2 separate regions of the Homo sapiens genome follow, and region 2 is linked to region 1. The links are chromatin contacts, found by Hi-C or POLR2A ChIA-PET in ENCODE. All regions are on one chromosome and are shown on one strand. Each heading gives the region's core, a stretch centred on a gene start or an enhancer-like site at or near the end of the contact. The rest is flanking DNA. Distances are from core to core; before and after follow the strand shown.

Region 1 (5,711 bases), core at 2,989-5,488:
TGTGTCCCAGAGATCATGATGTCACTTGCAGTGCTGATGGACTAGAACTCAGAGTCCCGGGTTCATGAGCTGCCCTGACTTACTGGTCTGTTCCTGTCCCCTGGGTGTCCAGCCGGGGCTGAGCCAGGCTTAGGGATTGCAGGCCCTTCAGAAGGGTAGTTCTGAGGATATCAGGGTCCCCCTTGGTGACCAAGGGGATCCTCTACCAGCTGCCGACACCCCACTGGCCAGGGGGAGTTTGGAATGAGTTTGGGTCCTGGGGAGGAGAGGACGTGGTTGATGCCATCGGGCCTGGCACCTTCCTGGAGCAGGGGCCACTCTGGTGGCTTTGGGGATGTGTGAATGAGTCTGGAGCAGGGGTGGCTCTGGTGGCTTTGGGGTTGTGTGAATGAGTCTGGAGCAGAGGTGGCTCTGGTGGCTTTGGGGATGTGTGAATGAGTCTGGAGTGGGGGCCACTCTGGTGGCTTTGGGGATGTGTGACTGAGTCCCTTTGTCTCTCATTTCCTTAACAGAGGGACATTTCCCTTCCCTGGTCTCAGACACAAATGAGCCCTGCCCAGGGTACCCCGCCACAATACAATTGCTGGGTCCCCCAGCCCCCTCCTCAGACCCAGAAAGCCCCATAAGTGAGAGGAGGGCCCGGTGGGCACCTGGAGGCCTTGTGCCTGCTGGCAGGGGCAGTAGCCGGGTGGGAGCTGTCACGTGGGGCTCAGGCCCAGCAAGACTGTCACCTGATGCTTCAGGGCGGCCAGAATCCGGGTTTCTGTGTCAATCTCTCCGTTGTAAAATGTTGTAAGATGTTGGCCGCACGCAGTTTGGTTTATTTTCCTCCGACGCTGCAGGCCACACAGAGCACACTTAGGGGCTAGACTCCGCCCTTTGTCCCCCAGTTGCCCCCTGCTCTGAGGGTTTGTGACAGCTCTGTCCCCTTGTGGCCTCTGCCTGGGGTTTCTGGCCCCGGGGCAGCCCCGCAGCTGTGCCCTCTCTGCCTGTCACGGCCCAAACCCAGAGCACTAGCACCTTTGCTTGAGCCTCCACTGCCCTCCTGGCGCTGGGCTGTTGGGTGTAGACAGATTTTACACATCTGTGGCTGGGGCCAGGGAGAGGTTATAGCTAATTCCTTAACGCTGACTAGAGATGCCTTTTTTAAAGATCTCTTTAAAATTCCTCAGCCATCCCCACCTCCGGAATTTCTGGCTGGCCGCTTCTCCCAGATGCCTACAGCATTCCCAGCCCCCTGTTTCCCTCCTCCTGCCTCCCACCTCGGGCTGCCCATTTCTCTCTGATTTCTTATCCCAAGCAGTCAGGCCTCCCTCCCTCTCTGGAGCTGGCCCCTCCTGCCAGCCAGGCCCTGCCTGTGGTCAGCAAGCTTGGGACCAGGCTGTGCTGAGCCCACAAAGCCAGTCCTCTCCTGAGAGCCAGCCTCCGGCGTGGGAAACCATTTCATCCCATCCGGATCCCTGGCGGTTCTGCTTTGCTGCGTTTACACCAGTGGCCATGACGGAGATTCTCGCTCACATCTGTCCAGCCTGGGCACTTTTATGAGGCATTTTCACCAGTGGGGTCCAATGTAATCCCTTTATTCTTATGAGATAAATGTTCATCCATCCGTTAAACCAAATATCTATGAAGCACCCAGTCTGTGCTAGGCACGGGGACTGTAGCAGTGAACAAGTTGTTACGGTTCTTGCCCTCCTGGCTTATGGCATAGGATGGAAAAAAAGTCATCGGGTGACAACAGGACGCCCCCTGAGCCTAATTGAGAGTGAAGGCGGTCAGAGACAGGGGCAACTAACTTCTCTGAAAGACGTTCTAGGGCAGGGGAGGGACCCGCAGCTGGAGGGCAAGCAGGTCTCAAAGGCCCCTCCGAGGAGTCAAGGATCTGGGCTTTATCCTCTGTTTTCATTCTTTTCAGAGACAATTCAGTACATGCTTTAGTATTTTTATATGTTTTTTGTTGTTGTTTTTGTTTTTTTTTTTACAGCAGTAAGGTAGGAAATCCTTGTCTGGCCATGAAATTTGGTTTGGGATCTAAAAGATACAGTGTTCCCGTAAGTTTGAGAGCGTGGGCTAGGCACAGTAGTTCATGCCTGTAATCCTAACACTATGGGTGGCCAAAAGTGGGAGGACTCCTTGAGTCCAGAAGTTTGAGACCAGCCTGGGCAACATAGCAAGACCTTGTCTCTATTACAAAATTTTTTAAAAATTAGCCAGGGAGCCGGGCACAGTGGTTCATTCTTGTAATCCCAGCACTTTAGGAGGCCGAGGTGGGAGGATCACCTGAGGTCAGGAGTTTAAGACCAGCCTGGCCAACATGGTGAAACCCCATCTCTACTAATAAATAAAAAAATCAGCCAGGCGTGGTGGTAGGTGCCTATAATCTCAGCTACTCACTAGATTGAGGCAGGAGAATCACTTGAACCTGGGAGGCAGAGGTTAGCAGTGAGCCATGATTGCGCCATTGCACTCCACAGGCGACAAGAGCGAAACGCCATCACACACGCAAAAAATCAGCCAGGCATGGTGGCACATGCCTTGTAGTCCCAGCTATTCAGGAGGCTAACGTGGGAGGGTTGCTTGAACCCAGGAGGTAGAGGCTGCAGTGACCACAGTGGTGCCACTGCATTCAACCTGGGCCAAAAAGTGAGACTCTGTCTCAAAAAGAAAAGAAAACGTGTACAGCACTTGACAGTTAGTTTATAAAGCACCTGTTGCTGCCTGTGGGCCCCAAGCTGCCTGTGAGATGAACCGTTCCATCCCGCTTTACTGATGAGCAAGTTTGTCTGTTTATGTCTCTGTCTCCCAAAGACGATGGTATTTATGTCTGGAACACAGGAGGTACTCAGGAGACACTGGTTGATTTGCACTAAACAAAGACTCTTCATGAGGCTCTCTTACTTTTTATTTTATTTTATTATGATGATGATGATTTTTGAGACGGAGTTTTGCTGTTGTTGCCCAGGCTGGAGTGCAGTGGCGAGATCTCAGCTCTCTGCAACCTCTGCCTCCCAGGTTCAAGCGATTCTCCTGTCTCAGCCTCCTGAGTAGCTGGGATTACGGGCATGCACCACCACGCCCAGCTAATTTTGTATTTTTAATAGAGATGGGGTTTCTCCATGTTGGCCGGGCTGGTCTTGAACTCCTGACCTCAGGTGATCCTCCCACCTCGGCCTCCCAAAGTGCTGGGATTACAGGCATGAGCCATCACCTCTCTCTTACATTTTATATGGGGCCCTCCCAGCTCCTGGAGCTGTGGCTGTCACCCCCCATCTGATGGAGGGGTCAGGTGAGCCTTGTGGGAATCCCAGAAGCTGGGGACTGGGAAGGGCCCTGTTCAAGGGGCTGGACGCTCCCTGTGGTGAAGCCCAACTCTACCATTTGTTGATTGCACAATGTTGGCACAATGTTGGGCAAGTTATTTCACTCTGTGAGCCTCAATGTCCTCAACTGGAAAATGGGGAGAAGAATAATCTCTACCTCACGGAAGTAGTTCATGTTAGTTCATGTGAAATCAGACATCTAAAAGTGCTCTGCGAAGCAGGCAGGAAGCACCGGCTGTGCCCTGCCTTCACTGGGATCACTCTGCCCCCACCACAGGGACTTGGGAAACTGCTTGGTTTTACCATCCAAGAGACCTGGGGGTGGGAGATAAGGAGCAAACCCTCTACTTCTTCAAGCCCTCACTCCAGCAAATCCTCCAGGCAGCCAGGCAATGCTGAAGTCCCTGTCCAAGGGGGTCTAGGCTGAGCCCGGGTGGAGTGGGTTCTTGGGCCAAGGTGCCTGGAGGGGACTGAAGGCCTCTACCCAAAGTCCTCATGAGAACTGGGTGGGGGAGCCTGTGTTCAGGTGAGGGGTACGGAGGCACCTCTGTGGCACAGCCTTTGCGAGGAGGGCTGTGGAGGGAGACCTCCGGGGCCGGGGTCGAAGGACATCGTGTGGGCGCGACCGCAGTGCTGGGCGGGGGGCGGGCGCTTGGGCTTGGGCCCTGCGTCCTGTGCGTGTTGGTTTCCTGTGGGCACGTGGGGCCCTCGGAAGAGGGGAGGAGGGTGAGCACGTCCTCAGAGGGCAGACCCAGCGAGGCGTCGTGGCAGCTGCGGCCGCGGAGACGCCGGCTCCGCCTCTTGCACACGCCCCCTCGCCTGAGGCCCCGCCCCGCCCGCGATGCCCCCGCCCCCTTCCCCGCCCCGCCCCCCGGGGCGCCGAGACCCGCCCCTGGGCCCGCCCCCGGGTCCGCCCCCGGCCTCCGTTTGCGCCGGGTCTGTGCTGGCCGCGCGCCTGGCGCTCCACGCTGAGCCTCTCCGTGCAATGATTAACCCGGCGGGGCGGCCGGCGCGGGACCCGAGACGGAGGCGCGGGGCCGGGGCGGGACCCCGCAGGACCGCTCGGCTTCCTGCTCTCGCCGGAGTTTCCGCGTAGAGGGCGCATCGCCGGCCCGGGGCCCTTGGTGCGGCGTGGCGCAGGGCGCGGCGTGGGGCGCGCGTGGGCGCGGCGCAGGCGGCCCGGGTCACCATGAGGACTCTCCGCAGGTTGAAGTTCATGAGTTCGCCCAGCCTCAGTGACCTGGGCAAGAGAGAGCCGGCCGCCGCCGCGGACGAGCGGGGCACGCAGCAGCGCCGGGCCTGCGCCAACGCCACCTGGAACAGGTAAGGCCGCGCCCTCCCGGCCACCCGGAGGCCCTGGAGCCGGGGGAGGGGACCCCTGAGCCGTCCGCGGGCTAGGGGCCGCCCCGAGCCAGGAACGCTGCCGAAGGCGGCGCGGCGCTTCACAGTTTGCAAAGAACTTGCCCCGCCGGAGTGGTGCGGGCCTGGAGGAAAGTTCAGTGCAGCGTGGTTCCAGAACCCAGGGAAGGGAGCGAGGCCCGCCAGCGCCCGGGGCTGGCCCAGAAGCGCCCGGCGGGTGGGCGGCGGGGTGGGCCGGGAAGCCGCGTGCCCGCCTCCTACCCGGGGTCTTTCCACGTCTCCACTGCGGTGCTCGTGACAACCTGGGAGGCTAACGGAGCAGGAAGTATTTTTCCCATTTTGCGGCTGAGCACGGGAGCCTCGGGGCTCAGTGGGTGGGTCGCGCAGGCTTCCTGTGTCTCTTTAAGCTCCCTTCGGCTTTCCCTTGAGAGGCCCCCTGTCCTCCAGCTGTCAGCAGGGGGTGCGGCAGCTGCGAGGCATTCTTTAGAGGACTCTCCTCCAGGGGTCATTCCCAGACAAGCAGGGGCCTGGGAAGCCCCTTCTCCCAGCTTTGTTTGAGGAGCAAGTCCGGGATCTGGAAAAGAGACGGTTTATTTAGTGGAACTCCCCAGCGTCTCTGCTCCCTAGGAAAATGAGAGGCAGGAGAAAGTGAGGCAGGCTGTTCGCGGGAGGCAGTGGACACTGTTCGGGGGAGGCTGTGGACACTGTTCGGGGGAGGCTGTGGACGTTGCCCCTCTCGCGCCCACACCTGGCAGTAAAATCTTGCCAGATGCTCCACCGGCTGTGGTCTTGGCCACCGGGAACCCGGCTGTCACTTGGACACACGTTATTTTCAGTTCATTGAATGCATTGTGAGCGTCATGGTGGGCTCAGGGCTGCCAGCGAGACCCTCTTCAAACGTGGTCTCTTCTGTCTCTGAGTTGCAAACTGCTAGAGGGCTGTCACATGCCTGCCTCCGTTTCCCTCTCCGTCAGTGGGTATTCGCATTCCTCCCTGTGGGGAGGGCTGGTGTGGGAACAGTGAAGGAAGGAC
Region 2 (5,843 bases), core at 2,846-5,345, 310 kb after region 1:
TCTGGGCAGGCTCTGGGGTGACCAAGTAGAGGCCTCTTCAAAACCCTAGTTCAGCCCAGAGTCACCTCCAAAGGCTTGTTCATCGACCTTTCCCCAGCTAAGCTGCCAATCACCACCAAACTCTCCCAAGGAGAGGGAGAGGGGAGTAAATGTTAAGTCTCCCTAACTCATTTCATAGGTGACCTCTGAAAGATTTCAACGCAGAGCCTGGGAAAGACAAGGCGGCTTTATTAGCATGCTGAACCACGGCCGCAGCCCCCTCCCCTCCCTCTTTTATGAGCCCTTGTTATATAAAATGCCACAAAGGGAAATGGAAAAACAACACCCTCGCAGTTAAAAACACAAGTTCCAATGGCCAGGCCAAATCCTGGCTGCTTACCCAATGTTGTTTAGTCATTTAAAAGGGAAACATTTCTAAAAGGCCGGAGAAAAAAAGTTTTCCTTGCTTTCTTTCTTTTTAAACACACACTCACACACACAAAAAGATGGAGGTCAGTTCGCAAGCAAGCCTCCTTCCCGGAGTTCAAATTTAAAGGCAAAGGCAGCCCGGAGTCGGAGAGCTCCTTCCCGAAGCTGCCGCAACCTTCAAACAGGATTTTCAAATGTTTCTTTCGGCTTATCTAAATTCCGGCATGACAGATAATAAATAGCGACTCATTTACTATCATCATAAAAATTTAAACAGCCTCGAAATAGTTGCTACAATACAGAAGAAATGATCAAACCCAAGCTCAGAAGAGTCATTCCAAATAGTAAAACTACTGCCAAGCAGAAACATAAAGAGACATTGTTCCAAGAAAAGCTCCTAGGTTATTGGATTTTTTCTTCTTCTCTCTCTCTTTTAAATCTTCTAGGAGCGTACGAGTCAACAACTTGCCGTTTTACCCAGTGAAAAAAGGGCTTAGTAACCCTCAGCTATCACACTGGACCAGATCTGGTGGCAGATTTTTTTTTTTTTTTAAAGAAAGTATCTGATTTGATTCTACGCAGTGATTAAACAGCTTTGTGCTCTGCGGAAAAGGGTCTTCCGACCCCTCCCCCTCCAAAAATGGCATCAAAGCAATCAAAATGGTAATGCAGGGCCTGGGTCCCCTCCCCCCGCCAACTCCCCGACTTCGCCGGGGCCGCGCGCCGGGCCCCCCTCCGGCGGGAATGGAAGCTTCCACTCCCGGACGGGGGCGCGCGGCCGGGGGCGGGGGGGCCGCGGCACCAACTGAAAAGGGTTAGCGCATTTGTCCCAAGCCTTCGGTCCAGCCCGGCGGCCCAGACCAGGCGCGGGCCGCGGCACTGCCATCTTCCTTTCAGCAAGCCCGGCCCCCCCCAAAACCCGCCACTCGCGCACGCCCCCTCCCATCACTTTTTAACTTTAAAGACTCGACACGAACGCCCGGCCTCCGAATTCTCTCTCGCCAGGGTCACCGGCAGCCGCCCCAACCTCGTCCACGTCTCTCCCCTACGCCAGAAAATCCCCCGGGGGAGGGGGCGTCCGATCCGGCGGCCCGGGCTGGGGTGGGAGCGCGGGGGCAGGCCCGGGCGGGGGCGCGCGGGGGCGGGCCCGGAGCTGTCCAAGTTTGGCGCTGGCGGCTGCGGCCGGCATTCCGAAGGAAACGCGATCGATGGCCGGGGGCGCGGCGCGGGCGGGGGCGGGGCGCGAAGGAGGGAGGGAGGGGGCAGCGGAGGGAGGGAGGGGCGCCGCCGCCCCCGTGCCCGCCACAGCGGTGCCCCCAGCACGCCATTGGCTGCGCCGCTCAAAGTTCTCGGCTCGGGGCTGCGCGGGGAAGGGGCGGGTGTGCGAGCGCGGGGAAGGGGCGGGTGTGCGAGTGCGGGGAGGGGGCGCGGCGGGGGAGGGGCAGCGGAGGAGGGGCGGGAGCCAGGGGGCGGGGGCGCGCGGCCGGCCGGGCTCTGGCGGCGGCATCTGTTCGTGGTGCTGAAACCCCGAGCGCTGAGCTCAGCGCAACTAAGTCACAATGGACAACTTTTCCTCCCCGGAGGGGGCCCGGAGGGGGGGGAGCGGTCGCGCCTCCGACGCGTGGGAGCTTCTCAGGTGTCCCCAACTACACCTAACGCCCGGAGCCCAAAGTTGGAGCAGAACTGGGGAGTCCCGGGGGCGCGTTTCTTTTGTTCCCCGGGAGCTGGCGTCAGGTTCCAAGAATAAAAAGTGAAGCTAGGGAAGTGGAAGGTGGTGGGGGGGAGGGAGCCTCGAGGAACGATTTCAAAACGAGGTTTGCCACGGAACCCAGAAATCGCTTCCAACGAGTTTGGTGTCCAGGCCCCCACGGCCGCCCCCCTCCGCCCCCATGGCCGCCTCAGCGCAAAGCGGGGGACTCCGAGCCGGGAGAAATCGCCACGTTCCAAAAACATGTCCACCACCTCAAAATGGACGCCGGGCCGCGCGCTGCCTTTTAAGTGAGCTCCTCTCTTCGGCCCCCGCAGGGCCCGGCTCTCCCTGCCGCCTCCGAGAACCCGGCTCTTTCTTTCCAGGAAAGGGGAGGGGTGGGGAACTTTGAGAACTGGAGACAGACCCCTCTGGGAGTCTGAGCGTGCGTCGCCCAGGCTGGCACTTTTTAGGGCGCCGCCAAAGTGCCCAGCCACCCTCCCGCCCCATCCCAGGGGGGGCCGCGATCCCATCGCTTACTTGTTTGTCGCTGAGCGCGGCGATCCGCGGCTGCCTTTCGTGGAGCTGCTTCTTGAGGTCGCCGTTCTGCGGAAACACGGAGGAGCGGGCTCAGGCAGGCCACCCGGGGTCAGGTGCACCCCAGCACCGCGGGCCGCGGCACCCCCCGCCCGGAGCCCCACGGGCGGGGCCGGCCGCAGCGCACCCCAAGTTTCCCGGGCCGCGTCCTGCACGCGCGGCGGCCGGGCAGTGCCGCGCGGGGCCGCTTACCTGTGGCTGCCGCCTCATCGGGGCAGCTCGCGGGGCGGGGCGGGGGCCGAGGCCACCCGGCGGCGCGCCCCGAGCCGTGCAAGTTTGCAGGCCGGGGTGCGTGTGCGAGTGAGTGTGAGTGTGAGTGTGTGCCGGGGGAGGGGGGAGGAACAAAGAGCCAAGTAAACACGGCGAGTCCGTGTCGAGCAAAGCTCATAAATATTCAAGTCGCGTCCTAATCTCCCCAACACACACACGCGCACGCCGAGCCCCGCTCAGGCTCCGGCCGCCACGCCGCCGCTCGCCAGCAGCGATCGCCAAAACTACTTCTGCACACCGGGCAGGTTCGCCCGGGGCGCGGGGGCCCGAGGGGAGGCCGGAAGGGGGCCTATTCGCACTCCCCTCCCCGGGACCGGCTCACGAAGGGGCCCCCTCCAGGCACCCTCCCAGTCATGCAGACCCTACATCGCTTAAGAGAAGACTCCAGGCTCGGGTCCCACGCGTCCTCGATCCCGCAAACTGTGCAGGACAGCGCCAGGGGCAGGCGGAGGGGAGCCCAGAAGGGGGTCCGCGCGTGTGCTCACTCCCTCGCCCCCCGCCCCCGGGCAGGCTCCAGCCTGGAAGACCCAGAGACCCGGAAGAGAGGATGCTGGGCTCGGGTCCCCCGACCCCCTCACCCCGCAACACACTCCCCGGCCCCGGGCCCGGCCCCCGGCCACCTACCTGGTGGCGCGCGAGTTCCACGGCGAGCGCCTCGGGCCGGCTCTGCAGCTCCATCCCGGCAACTTGGGCAGCACTTTGCGCTCACTTTGGCCCGGGCTCCCGGGAAGTTGCGCGGCTCCGCGGGGGCCAGAGCGGGCGCGGGCGGACGCGGCCTCCGGGCTGGGTTGGGGGGGACACGAGCCCCCTCCCCCACGGCCGAAAGGGAAGGGGGCTGGCGAAGGGGAAGACAGGCTTCCGGGCGCCGCGGCGCCGAGCCCTCGGCTGCCCCAACTCCTCAGGCTGCCCGGCAAGTTGCGCCGGGTCCCCGGGCTGCCGGCGCGGCCCGGAGCATGGCCCCCCCGGCGCCGGGAGCCCCGCGCAGCCCCGCGCGCGCCCGCCCAGCCGCCGCCGCCGCCGCCTCCTCCCGCGCGAGCCTCCCGCGGGCAGGGACTATATTTCCTCCGGCGCGCGCGCCTGGATCTCGTTGGGCCTCGGCAAAGTTGTGCCTCGGCACGATGCTAATTCGGCAGTGCCCGGATGGAGCGGGCCGGGGCGGCGGGGGGCGGTGCCGGGACCCTCAGCCCGCCGCGCCCCGCCCCCGCCCCGCCCGCGCCTGCGCACTGCCGCCCCGCCGCGGCCCGGCACCCCGAGCGGAGAACAAAAGTGGCGGTGGACGGGGACGCACGGTCGCCGGCTCCGGGGACTGCTCGGGCCGGGCGCTCGGAGAGGACGACTGCGGAGTCATCCTCTCCGTCCCCGGGCCAACCCGGGGAACGCGGCGCCCCCACCCCCTGCGCCGTGTAACGCCGGGATCAGGACACTTTCCGCTGGGAGGCTGCGAGTCCGTGTTTCCATTTCTCCTCACCCTGGTCCTCGGCTCCCTCCTTTCCCCCCTCCTCCGCCTCCCTCTGATATTTTATTTAAATTCTTCCGTCCCCTCCTGTCCATACCAGCGCCGCGACTTGGGGGATTAAATTAGTCGCGTCGCCACATTCCCCCGCCGCCTGATGGCCTCCGTGTTGTTTAAACAGCAAGAAAATTGATCTCTTGGCTCTTCCTTTAATGATTTTTTTTTACACGATTAAACTCTCAACAGATGTCACTGGACATTTTAAGACTCTTGTTAAGAGTCGTAAACAGGCCCGGTCAATGCGACCTAAAACAATTATAATTACAGCTGCGGAGGTCGCGTTTCAGAACCCCCAGCCGCGCAGCCAGGAGGTTAATGTCCCAGAGTCACTGTCACCACCTCGGGGCTGCCATCTTCATTCAGGTCGGAGTGCCGGGTGCCCTGTTGGCAGCAAACTGGCACGTTTGAAACACGCTGGGGAGAAAGGGTGCAATCATATGTCAAAGTAAACGTTTAAGCTGTTAAGTCGTTTTAACTTCAGATTCCTCTCCGGCAGCACAAAAAATACCCAAGCAAGCACCATCAGCAAATGTCCCTTTCAACATATGCCAACAGGTCACACATTGCTTTTGTTGGCAGAAGTTATTGGAATTCCCCCTTTTCTTTCTTTTCTTTTTTTTTTTTTTTTCAAGTGAGGACCCCAGTGTTGTTCTGCTCTCTGTTAGGGAATTTGTAATAAATTACGTGTTTGGGACCCCCAAACACAGATGGCCCCTCATCCCACAACCCAGCACCTCGCCTTCAGAGCACGACAGAGTGAGACTTAGGATATGAGTAACTATGCAAAAAGCAGAGGGGCATGTAGATGACCCTTACTTTAACCCAAATTAGTTAACAGAAACTTGCAAACAGCGCTTTAAGACTCCATAGGAGGCCGGCCGGGGGCGGTGGCTCACACCTGTAATCCCAGTACTTTGGGAGGCCGAAGTGGGCAGATCACGAGGTCAGGAGTTCGAGACCAGCCTGCCCAACATGGTCTCGACTAAAAATACAAAAAATTAGGCATGGTGGCGCAAGCCTGTAATCCCAGCTACTCGGGAGGCTGAGGCAGGAGAGTTGCTTCAACCCAGGAGGCAGAGGTTGCAGTGAGCCGAGATTGCACCACAGCACTCCAGTCTGGGCAACAGAGCAAGACTCTGTCTCAGAAAAAACAAACAAACAAACAGAAAAGACTCAACAGGAGGAGCCACTACCCTCCGGCCAGCATCTGCCTGAATCTGTGTGGGCCGAAGATGACCTGAATAACCTCTGTTGATTTAATTACGTAGGTTAAATATGTGGGTTACGGTAAGGATCATATACATGCCCCTCTGTTTTTTGCATAGTTACTTACTGTGTGAGTCTCATTCTGTCGTGCAGGCTAATGTG

Evidence for each region. A loop is a pair of places that touch in the nucleus more often than their neighbours do. ChIA-PET counts read pairs that join two places held with the same protein, here RNA polymerase II (POLR2A).
Region 2: a loop to region 1 is called in a map of chondrocyte, with 4 times the contacts of the local background. The contact joins the promoter of PHF21B here to the promoter of PRR5-ARHGAP8 in region 1. A Hi-C loop is called at or near these places in 1 of 168 maps with a recorded cell type or tissue (chondrocyte). POLR2A ChIA-PET finds 5 or more read pairs at or near these places in 1 of 52 experiments (WTC11).

The regions. Positions count from the first base shown.
Region 1 is chr22:44,697,966-44,703,676 of GRCh38, forward strand. It overlaps PRR5-ARHGAP8 (PRR5-ARHGAP8 readthrough), which reads left to right and starts at 4,239. Exons shown (of 15, transcript NM_181334.6): 1 at 4,239-4,643. The coding sequence starts at 4,510. It overlaps PRR5 (proline rich 5), which reads left to right and starts at 4,239. Exons shown (of 8, transcript NM_181333.4): 1 at 4,239-4,643. The coding sequence starts at 4,510. RefSeq lists an enhancer at 1,324-1,864 and a silencer at 4,113-4,522.
Region 2 is chr22:45,005,910-45,011,752 of GRCh38, forward strand. It overlaps PHF21B (PHD finger protein 21B), which reads right to left and starts at 4,096. Exons shown (of 13, transcript NM_138415.5): 1 at 3,587-4,096; 2 at 2,636-2,701. The coding sequence starts at 3,640. RefSeq lists an enhancer at 2,475-3,076.